Linked DNA regions of Homo sapiens: region 2 is linked to region 1. The links are chromatin contacts, found by Hi-C or POLR2A ChIA-PET in ENCODE. All regions are on one chromosome and are shown on one strand. Each heading gives the region's core, a stretch centred on a gene start or an enhancer-like site at or near the end of the contact. The rest is flanking DNA. Distances are from core to core; before and after follow the strand shown. Region 1 holds the start of NIPSNAP3B (nipsnap homolog 3B). Region 2 overlaps SLC44A1 (solute carrier family 44 member 1).

What was found. A loop is a pair of places that touch in the nucleus more often than their neighbours do. ChIA-PET counts read pairs that join two places held with the same protein, here RNA polymerase II (POLR2A). Pooled maps may share reads with other maps.
Region 2: a map with no recorded cell type shows a loop between it and region 1 (4-fold over the local background). The contact joins the enhancer-like site here to the promoter of NIPSNAP3B in region 1. A Hi-C loop is called at or near these places in 2 of 37 single-sample maps with no recorded cell type and 2 of 50 pooled maps. POLR2A ChIA-PET finds 5 or more read pairs at or near these places in 2 of 52 experiments (GM10248 and activated B cell).

Annotation. Positions count from the first base shown.
Region 1 is chr9:104,762,611-104,767,501 of GRCh38, forward strand. NIPSNAP3B (nipsnap homolog 3B) reads left to right here and starts at 1,519. Exons shown (of 6, transcript NM_018376.4): 1 at 1,519-1,690; 2 at 3,715-3,925. The coding sequence starts at 1,631. RefSeq lists silencers at 1,248-1,447, 1,645-1,834.
Region 2 is chr9:105,316,780-105,322,063 of GRCh38, forward strand. The region is part of intron 3 of SLC44A1 (solute carrier family 44 member 1); the gene reads left to right. Among named protein-coding and RNA genes, the nearest start is that of SLC44A1, 75 kb to the left of the region's middle. Within about 2 kb of position 2,057, at least 4 of the 41 ENCODE cell types and tissues checked have a DNase peak (open chromatin) inside an H3K27ac peak, as active enhancers do.

The sequences.
Region 1 (4,891 bases), core at 269-2,768:
AAAAAAGTTGATTTCAGAAATAAAAAGTATAACAGGATTCTAGAGGATGGGAAAGATTAGGAGGAAGACAAGGATGGGAGAGATTTGTTAAACAAAATTATAGCTAGATAGGAGGAATAAGTTCTAGTGCTCTATACCACTTCAGGATAACTATAGTTAATAATATATAGTTTCAAATTGCTAGGAGGATATTGAATGTTCTCAACACAAATGATAAGCCCCCGGGGGAGTGGCTTCTGTGAGACCTAAATCCTCATCTGCCACAGAAGGAAGGCAACACATACTCTCCATAACTGAAAATGCAAGAAATAGCAGAAAATGACTATTATTTAAAAATACGGGCCAGGCGCAGTGGCTCGTGCCTGTAATCCCAGCACTTAGGGAGGCTGAGCCGAGAGGATCACCTGAGGTCAGGAGTTCAAGACCAGCCTGCCCAACATGGTGAAACGCCGTCTCTACTAAAAATAGAAAAATTAGCCAGGTGTCGTGGCGTGCGCCTGTAATTCCAGCTACTCAGGAGGCTGAGGCAGGAGAATCTCTTGAAACCGGGAGGCGGAGGTTGCAGTGAGCCAAGATCATGCCACTGCACCCCAGCCTGAGCGACAGAGCAAGACTCTGTCTCAAAAAAATAAAAAACATACGGAAACAGGTATTAGAAGAACAGCTTAAAATGTTGAAGGTGGTTAGTCTGGGGACCAGTACTCTGGGACTGGGAGGACTAGACCAGAGGTCGGCTGTTTTGCTCTTAAGGCTTACAGAACGATCTAGTTTCAAACTATCTATGTTTAACTTCGACTTTTTCCTATCAGGCTCGGTGCTGCTATTCCACTGAGCTCATGGAAAATTAAATCTTTATTAGGAGCCTTCCAAGATCACAGTGGGGTGGCAATGGGGACAGATAATGCAGAAAAGCGAAGGCTCACTGGTCTACAAATACACGTCTATCACAACCTGTAAAAGTTAACCCTGTCCCAGCCTGGCCAATATGGTGAAACTCCGTCTCTACTAAAAAATACAAAAATTAGCGGGGCGTGGTGGCGGGCGCCTGTAGTCCCAGCTACTGGGGAGGCTGAAGCAGGAGAATGGCGTGAACCCGGGAGGCGGAGCTTGCAGTGAGGCGACATCGCGCCAGTGCACTCCAGCCTGGGCGACAGAGCAAGACTACGTCTCAAACAAAGAAACAAGTTAACCCTGTCAACATCTCGACTTTAAATGCAAAGCACTGCACATGCACACGCTGAACACCTCCCCTTCCTTCTCCAGGGGCAACACAAGCACAACCGCCGCACATTTACGAATCTACACAACTGCGCATCGGAGCGAATGAGGTCAGGGCCCAGAAAGGTGGGGCAGGAACGATCCCAGCCTTCAGCTAATTCTGTCACCTCTAACGTCTGGGGCAAGAACGTTTCAGGAAACCAAGGGGGACCGAGGCTCAGCGCCGAAGAGAAAGACGCCAACTGCGGGACCTGTCGCGCCTCCCGCGCCGGGGTGGAGCTGACCCCGCCGAGTCCCGCCCCTGCCTGAGTTCGCCAGTGGTCCAGGAGCCGCTTTTTTCCACTCGGGAAGACTTCAGAGAAGTCTCACAAAGGACTCGGCTGGCTGCTTTTCTCAGTGCCGAAGCCGCGCCATGCTCGTTCTCAGAAGCGGCCTGACCAAGGCGCTTGCCTCACGGACGCTCGCGCCTCAGGTACTGGCCGCGGGGGCGCGCCCGAGCCCTGGCCGGAGGGGAGGGGAGGGGCGGGGGGTATTTCTGAAGCGTGCGAGCCACGCTCAGGCGCTCCCAGACCTGGGGCCCCGCGCCGCCGCCGAAGTTCTAACGCGGTCTCTGGAGCCGTCTGGCGCGCAAGGAGGAGGCTACAGGCCGGGGTCGTCTCGCTGGCAGTCGCTGTCAGAGGGGTTTTCTAACTGGATGCCAGTGTTTTTGTGATTTTTGTTTTTGTTTTTGAGACGGAGTCTCGCTCTGTCGCCCAGGCTGGAGTGCAGTGGCGTAGTCTCGGCTCAGTGCAACCTCCGCCTCCCGGGTTCAAGCGATTCTCCTGCCTCATCCTCCGGAGTAGGTGGAATTACAGGCGCCAGCCACCACGCCCGGCTAATTTTTTTTGTGTTTACTATTTAGTAGAGTCGGGGGTTTCACCATGTTGGTCAGGCTGGTCTCGAACTCCTGACCTCGTGATCCGCCCACCTTGGCCTCCCAAAGTGCTGGATTGCAGGCATGAGCCACTGTGCCCAGCCTGATGCCAGCTGTTTCTAGCCTAAATGCCACAACTCCCGGGACACCCCCGTGGCGCCAGCTGTTGCGTTTTTTTAGGATAACATCTCCAGATACAAATCTCCGAAAATCAACTTTAAAAGCAGTTATTAGAAATACCTCATTGGCCCATTTTCCGAGATAATAATATTTTTAAACTGTAGATACTAAGCAGTTTTTTATTTTCAGAATTTGATTAAACTGACCCAAAAAGAATGGCCATCAAAAGAAAGGATAGTTGCAGGTATTTTTTGGTATGAAGAAGGGTTTTCTAAGAAAACTAAGACACTTGGGCAATAAGGGCATAACTCATACTGGAGATGAATGAACTCAAGATAGACAATTATAATTAAGACGTTATGCACACAAACTACATAGACATTTGCATGTTGTAACCAAAAATATGTCAGTGAAAGATGCCTACTGAAACTGTTGCGATAGATTATTCTGGGTAGTGAGCCTCAGGAAATTGTCACATGCTAACCATGCCTAAATGAATGGATTTGTAAACTAGAATGCCACGGGAGTGGTCTGTGTATACACGTGTGTTTACATAAATATTTGCATGTACGTACATACAGACAGACTGGATAATTTCTGACAGGGCATTTGCTACTGAACATTAAGCTCACTCAGGCTCAGAGGGCCAGATTAGGACAGAAAATTTACCCATTGGGCATATGACTATTACAAAGGGTGGTTCTTAAAGGATAGTTCCATAAACTTGGTATAATTGAGTGCACTAAATGTACATACTTCTTGATATTGCATCTGTAATTAGAAACAATGATGGAGACAATTCTCATTTGTTGAGTTTTTTTCCTTTTCAGCCTTTATGCAGTATACACCCATAGTACAATGCAATTGGATAAGTTATAGCTTCCTTTTATATTAGTTACATTCCAGTCCTGTTTTTGACCGGTAGTCTTCATCAGTAGATTCAGGAAATACTTTGACCTGAATAGCCCTTCCTGTTTTTTTAGGAACCTTTTAAAAACAAGAGTTTTTTGTTAGTAAACGTATTTTTGGGCCTGCCAAAAGGCATGTGTACTTAATAAATTTTTTTCAATGTGTGGAACTAATACATATGGTATTGAGTAAGATGGAATATTGGCTAAACAGGGGAAAACCCTTTGTAAATTAAAGAGACTAAGTCTTAAATGTAGTTCTTCGGTAAAGGAGTATCATTATGATCCCACAGCCTTCTTGTGAGCAAATTCTCGTGAAAAAATGGCTAGAGGTAGACCCCTGCTAGGAAACAGTTGCTATATATTCATCAGAATTAAGAGTAGTTATCTTTATTGACATCTCTATGTAAACAAGTGTATATGGAGAATTGACAACAAAAGTAAACAATGGATAATGAGTCTATGTGTGTTCCTTGTACCAGACTCAGATTTGGTTGTAACCAAATCTGTAATTGTACCTTCCCAAGATATTTACATTTGTCTTACCTCCTTCAGGTGTGTTCATCTTTTGCTACGGGCCCTAGACAATACGATGGAACGTTCTATGAATTTCGTACTTATTACCTTAAACCTTCAAATATGAATGCGTTCATGGAAAATCTTAAGAAAAACATTCATCTTCGGACCTCTTACTCTGAATTGGTTGGATTCTGGAGTGTAGAATTTGGAGGCAGAACGAATAAAGTGTTTCATATTTGGAAGTATGGTAAAGAGTCATCCAGTTTTAGTATTCAGTATAGATTTTCATTCTGTTAAATGTAACATAAGACTTAGTTCTTGGATCTATATTACCATAGATACATACAGGTTAAGTAAGACTTTTTAAAAGCAATACCAAAAAAATAAATTTAGCAGATCTTCTTCCCAGTGGTACACCTCTAACCACCCCTTGCTTGAACTCTTATGTTATCATAAATGAGAAAACATGCAGTCTCATATATCAAACCATAAAATTGTGAATTAGACTTTAATCCTCAGAAAAATGTTAGAATCGTTTGCTATAAAGATAGCTCATGAAAAATTTAAAGCAGTAATTGTAAATGTTCAAGTGGGTTAAGATCACCGTTGGGCCTGCCAAAAGACATGTATATTTAATAAAAATGTTTTAAATGTGTAACTAATGTATATGGTATTGACGAAGATGGAATACTGGCTAAATAAGGGAGAAAGCTTTGTAAATTTATGAGACTCCTAATTGCAGTTCTTGGGTAAAGGAGTGTCATTAGGATAAGATAATTTTTTTTTTCTTATTATTGTTACAGCTAGGGCTGGATATCAGCATTTTTGCAGAAATAATTCACCCATTTGGGAGCTTTATAAAAATGGAGGTTTTTAAAGGATGATAGTTAACTTTTAAGCGTCACCCAACTCTGAGATTTAATAATTCTGTTATGTTTAGAGACCACTTCTTTTTTCATTTCTGTACCCCAGAGTTTCAAGGAATTCTTTCATACTACCCTAGGGAGGTAAGGAAAAGGAATGAGAGACAGTCCTTCCCATATTGAAGCTGACCTACCCCTGGTTTAGTAGAGGAAAGAGAACAAGTAACAAGAATCCCCAGAATGTTTGTTACTTCCATGTCTGTTCTTAACAGTCCACATCAGGACTTGAGGATACCTAAAGAACTTTTAATAATTTCATTTACTGTTTAGTGATCAGTGTCCAAAGTTAA
Region 2 (5,284 bases), core at 807-3,306, 550 kb after region 1:
ATTTGGTGATAGTACTGGAACCACCATTGTATTACTTTCCTAATGTTGCTGTAACAAATTACCATAAAGTAAGAAGCTTTAAACAATGAAGTTCTGTAAATCGGAAACTGAAGCAAATTCATTGCTTTTAACAACGAAGTTCTGTAAATCAGAAGTCTGTGCACAGCATGGCTTAGCTGGTTGCTGTGGGTTTTGAAGGCTGAAATCAAAGTGTTGACAGGGCTGTGATTTTTTTCTTGAGGTTCTAGGGAATGAATCCTCTTCCAAGCTCATTGAGGCTATTGACAGAATTCAGTTTCACATGGCTGTAGGACTGAGTTCCTATCTCCTTGCTGGCTATAAACTGAGAGTCAGTTTCAGCTTCTGGAGGTAACATATATTCTATAGCATATATTCTATGGCTCATGACTCCCATCCTCCAGCAAAATTGGGTCAGATTCTCAGTCTTGAATCTCTCTGACCTCCCCTTAGGGCAGCATCTTGGTTGCAGGTTGTACATATGAGTTGAAGACTCTCAGCCAGTGACAGGGTTTCAGGGACAGGGTAATTTTAGGCAGAGTTTTGGAGCCTCATTTAGGTATAAAGATGCTAACTAAATTTTCAGAAGGTAAGTTTATGGAGATGTCTTTGAAAATATTTTTTGTCATATTTTGGGGGTTCAAGGCAGGGCTTGCATTTTATCAGGGTAAAGTCAAGTAAAGTCGGCTGTGGAAGGATGGTACACATAATGGTGATTGGACGAAGAGGTGACTAGATGGTTATGAGGGTTTGGGGACTGAGAGGTGGCTCCAGGAGCCCATCTTCTAGTGAAGATGGAATTCTGATTAGAATACCAAGCTTGGTTCTCACTGTCTGAGGAATAGTGTGGTTGAGTCTACAGGTTGGAATTCTTGTTGGCCATCCTAAAGCCCAGAGAAGACTGGCACACACAGGAAGGTGCTCCTGACTCTATCTTGTACTCCTGACTCTATCTTGTGGAGTTGTAGAAGCTCAGAAGAAGAGAGGTATACATTTGTCCATTGGACTAATTCTTAAGTTTTACAGAGTATTCTCCCTACCTGTTGTCAAGGTATTCCTCAGAGCAGCCCAGTAGATCACCTACTTCTTCCCACACTTAGGGATACGTTTAAACAAATGGAGATGCTCTAAGCCTTTGATGAATTTGGCTTTGCTTTGAGGGAAAGCACTCCTCTCTCTGTCTCCTGTCAGTACTCTCTGATTCTAACTCTAACCTACTGTCACTCCCACTTTAGCATAAAGTGGAAAAGAGCAGCCTAGATAGATACCTCACATAAACTTGTATTTGAGAACTTATTTCCTCCCAAATTTACAAGCATTTGGAAATAGTAACATCTGTGACGTTCTAAATGAAAACTTATTGTATTATTTATACAGGTTTTTTTGTTTGTTTGTTTTTTGAGATGGAGTCTCGCCCTGTCACCCAGGCTGGAGTGCAATGGGCAAGATCTCAGCTCACTGCAACCTCCGCCTCCCGAGTTCAATAGATTCTCCTGCCTTAGCCTCCCAAGTAGCTGGGATCACAAGCACCTGCCACCACACCCAGCTAATTTTTGTATTTTTAGTAGAGATGGAGTTTCACCATGTTGGCCAGGCCAGTCTTGAACTCCTGACCTCAATGTTCCCCCCACCTCAGCCTCCCAAAGTGCTGGGATTATAGGCGTGAGCCACTACACCCGGCCTATACAGTTTTTTTCCTAAACTTTCATTCCCTCTCATGGAAAATATTAGAAGTTGTAAAGACGCTAACTAAATTTTCAGAAGGTAAATTTATGGAGATTTTTTTGTCATATTTTGTGACCATACTACTCTTAAGCCTAAATTTTTAAACTCTTTACAAAGGTAACATCTGTATTGCTAGTGCATTTCTGCCTTTAGGATAATACTTGCTGTGGAAAATACTGCGAGCAATTTGAAAGAGGAGATCCAGCTACGTACCTTAGAAAATGCGGGAGTTCAAAGTCAAAATGTTTTGCCAATTCTAAATAGGGAAGTGAAAACCTGTTTAACAGAATTAGATGACATGTATGCAGCTAGGCGGCAAGGAAGGGATGATTGGTTTTTCTCCGTGTTGTTTGACTAGGTGTATATGTTTGCCATGTCTAAGTTAAACAGCTGGTACAAATGCTCAATCTGAAGTCTCACTACTTGAGTTGGTTCTAGGTTACCTGACACCTGTGAAGATTTTTACAAGCTTTAGTCATTGTTCATGAGCTGATAGACAATGACCTTTGTAATATACTTCAGGTAATTATTAACTGCTTCAACTATGAGTTTGATGGCAATCAAGTGGGTTTGCCACCCACTTGTGTTTACCTGGGTGTCAGAGTTGAGGGCATCTAAGAAGTTAGAGGGCACACAGTCCACACACAACCACCCTTATATCTGACCCCAATTGCAAGATCAGGGGTCCATAAAACCACCTATTTCCTGGCAAATTATTTGCCAGGAAGACTTGCAGAACTCACTGAACGCTACTGTACTCATGGTTATGGTTTATTTTTAGGAAAGGATATAGAGTAAAATCAGCCAACAAAAGGAGTGCATGGGGCAGAGCTTCCATTGTTGTCTCCCTTGGGGAGAGTGGAGTACACGGAGTCCGAGCACAGTACTTTCTCAGTGTCAGTGTGTGACAATACACAGAGTATGGCTAACCAAAGAAGCTCACCTAAGCCTCAGTGTTCATAATTTTTGTTGGGACTCCATTATATGGCTGACTCAGGCTCCAGTCTCCAGCTCCTCTGGTCAATTTGATACCATGTGATCCCAAACTCTTAATCTAAACAACATTGTTGGTCTTTCTAGGGTGGTCGACGCCCACCCTAAATAGTATGTGGAGTGGTCTACCCCAACCCTAAAACACATTGTTAGACTTCTGTGACCCAAGAGCACCAAGTAAACAAAGACACTCCTATAAGGCTTAGAAATTAACTCCCAGAAGTGAAGGGCAAAGTCCAGATCTCTTTCTGAGTAAGGTTAAATTCTTACTACACACTGGGGCTCATTAAATTAAATTGGATTTTGTAAAGTCGATTTTCAGGAAGAAATTTAAAAATATTTCATTGTTATAGTTTTGTTGAGTTATAACTTACATATAGTAAAATTTACTCATTCAAGTGTAGTTTGAATTTGGTAACTATATGCAGTCATGCATCCTCCATCACAATCCATACTTCTTTTGCTCTTAGAAAATTACCTTGTGCCCCTTTGTAGTCAGTCCTTGCCCCCATTCTTGTCCCTAGACAACCACTGATCTGCTTTTCGTAGTATAGTTTTGTTTTTTCTAGAATGTCATATACAAATAATTATATATTATGTAGTATTTTGTGTCTACCTTTTAAAACATATAATAATGCTACTGAGATTCATGCATGTTGTTAAATACATCAGTGGTTAGTTCCTTTTAAATTACTGAGAAATATTCCATTGTGTGGCTATAACACAGTTTATCTGTTCACTAGGTTTTTTGCCATTTGGGTTATTTCAATATTTAACTTTTTTTTTTTTTTTTTTTTTACTATTGTGAGTAATACTGCTTTAACAATTTGTGTATGTAATTTAATATATTTCATTACTCTTGAAGAGTTAGATATATAGCATTGAGATTGCAGAGTCATGTGGTGAGGATGTTTAACTTTATAAGAAATTATCAAGCTGTTTCCCAAAGTGGTTGCTGCACTATTTTGCATTCCCACTACAATAGTAGGAGGGTTATATTTGCTTCACTTCCTCCTAACATTTTGTATTATGAGACTTTTTGTTATTTGTTACATTTTATTTTATTTTATTTTTTTTAGAGATAGGATCTCACTATGTTGCACAGTTTGGAGTGCCATGGCTATTTATTGGCATGATTATAGCACGCTACAGCCTCGAATTCCTGGCCTTAAGTGACCCTGAGGCTCCCATATAGCTGGGACTATAGGTACAGTCCCATGCATGTCACCATGCATGTCTCTGTTCTTTTTATTCTTAGCCATTCTAGTGAATCTGTAGTGGTATCTCACTGTGGTTTTAATTTGCATGTTTCTAATGACCGATGATGTTGACCATCTTTTTAAGTGCTGGTTGACCATCCATCTGTTTTCTTTTGTGAAGTATTCATATCTTGCATATTTTAAAACAAACTGGTTAGTCTTAATGAGTTATGAGCACTAAATCTGTATACAAGACCTTTGTTAGGTAAGTGTTTTGCAATTATTTTTTCTAATCTTTGGTTTGCTTTTTGTTTTCTTAGTGACATCTTTTGATGAGCAAAAGTTTTACATTTTGATAAAGTTGAATTTGTTTGTTTTTATTAATGGCTCATGTTTTTTGTGTACTATCTGGGAAATTACTGCCTTACCCCAAATTCACAATGATTTTTTTTTGTGCTTTCTACTGAAAGTTTTTTAGTTAGCGCTTATGTTGATATATATGATTCATTTTGATTTAATTTTTGATTATGGTGTGAAGAAAAGGTCAAGGTTTATCTTTTTTCTCCCATACAAAAATACAGTTATTCCAGAAGCATTTATTGAAAAGACTATCTTCCCCATTGAATTACTTTGCCACCTTTGTCAAAAATAGATTTTGTTATAGGTTTGATGGCATGAAAGGAGGCTGATGGAGTTTCTAGTAATAGCAGCTACCAGTATTATGGAGAAATAGAAATAGTTTACCTCAAATTAAATAAGCAAGGACATCATCTTTTTAATAGCACTATTTTAAATAACTAGTTGCAGCAAATCATAATAAAAGAGATAACTAGAATATGTATAGGTAGTTAGAAAGAAAAATAATACTATTTGCCAGTGACAAGGGACTATAACCTGGAATGTTTAGGAGATTCAACAAAAACGTATCTTGAAATGAGGCGCTTAAATTATAGGTTATAAAGCAGATGCCTAACTAAAGTCAGTCGTTTGTCTTATCAGTGCACAGAAAATACAATGAAAAATATAATACTTGTTTTATTAAAATAAAATCTAACAGGATATATGTGGGACCAAATACAGAGAGTTATAGTATTTTAATTAAAAAAAAAAAACAAGAGAGATATAATCTACTTCTGGTTGAGTAGTCTTAATATAGTAAAGATGACAATACTAACAAAGTTATTATATAGATTTAATAAAGTGCCAGTTAAGATCCCAGTAGGATGTGCATTGAACTTGATTGATAGTATAAATCACAGAGTAAAGGATCAGGGAAGAATTTCAGAGGAGAAATGTTTTTAAATTGTTTCTCATTCACAAAATAATTTGAAAGGATTAGAAGTAGGTGC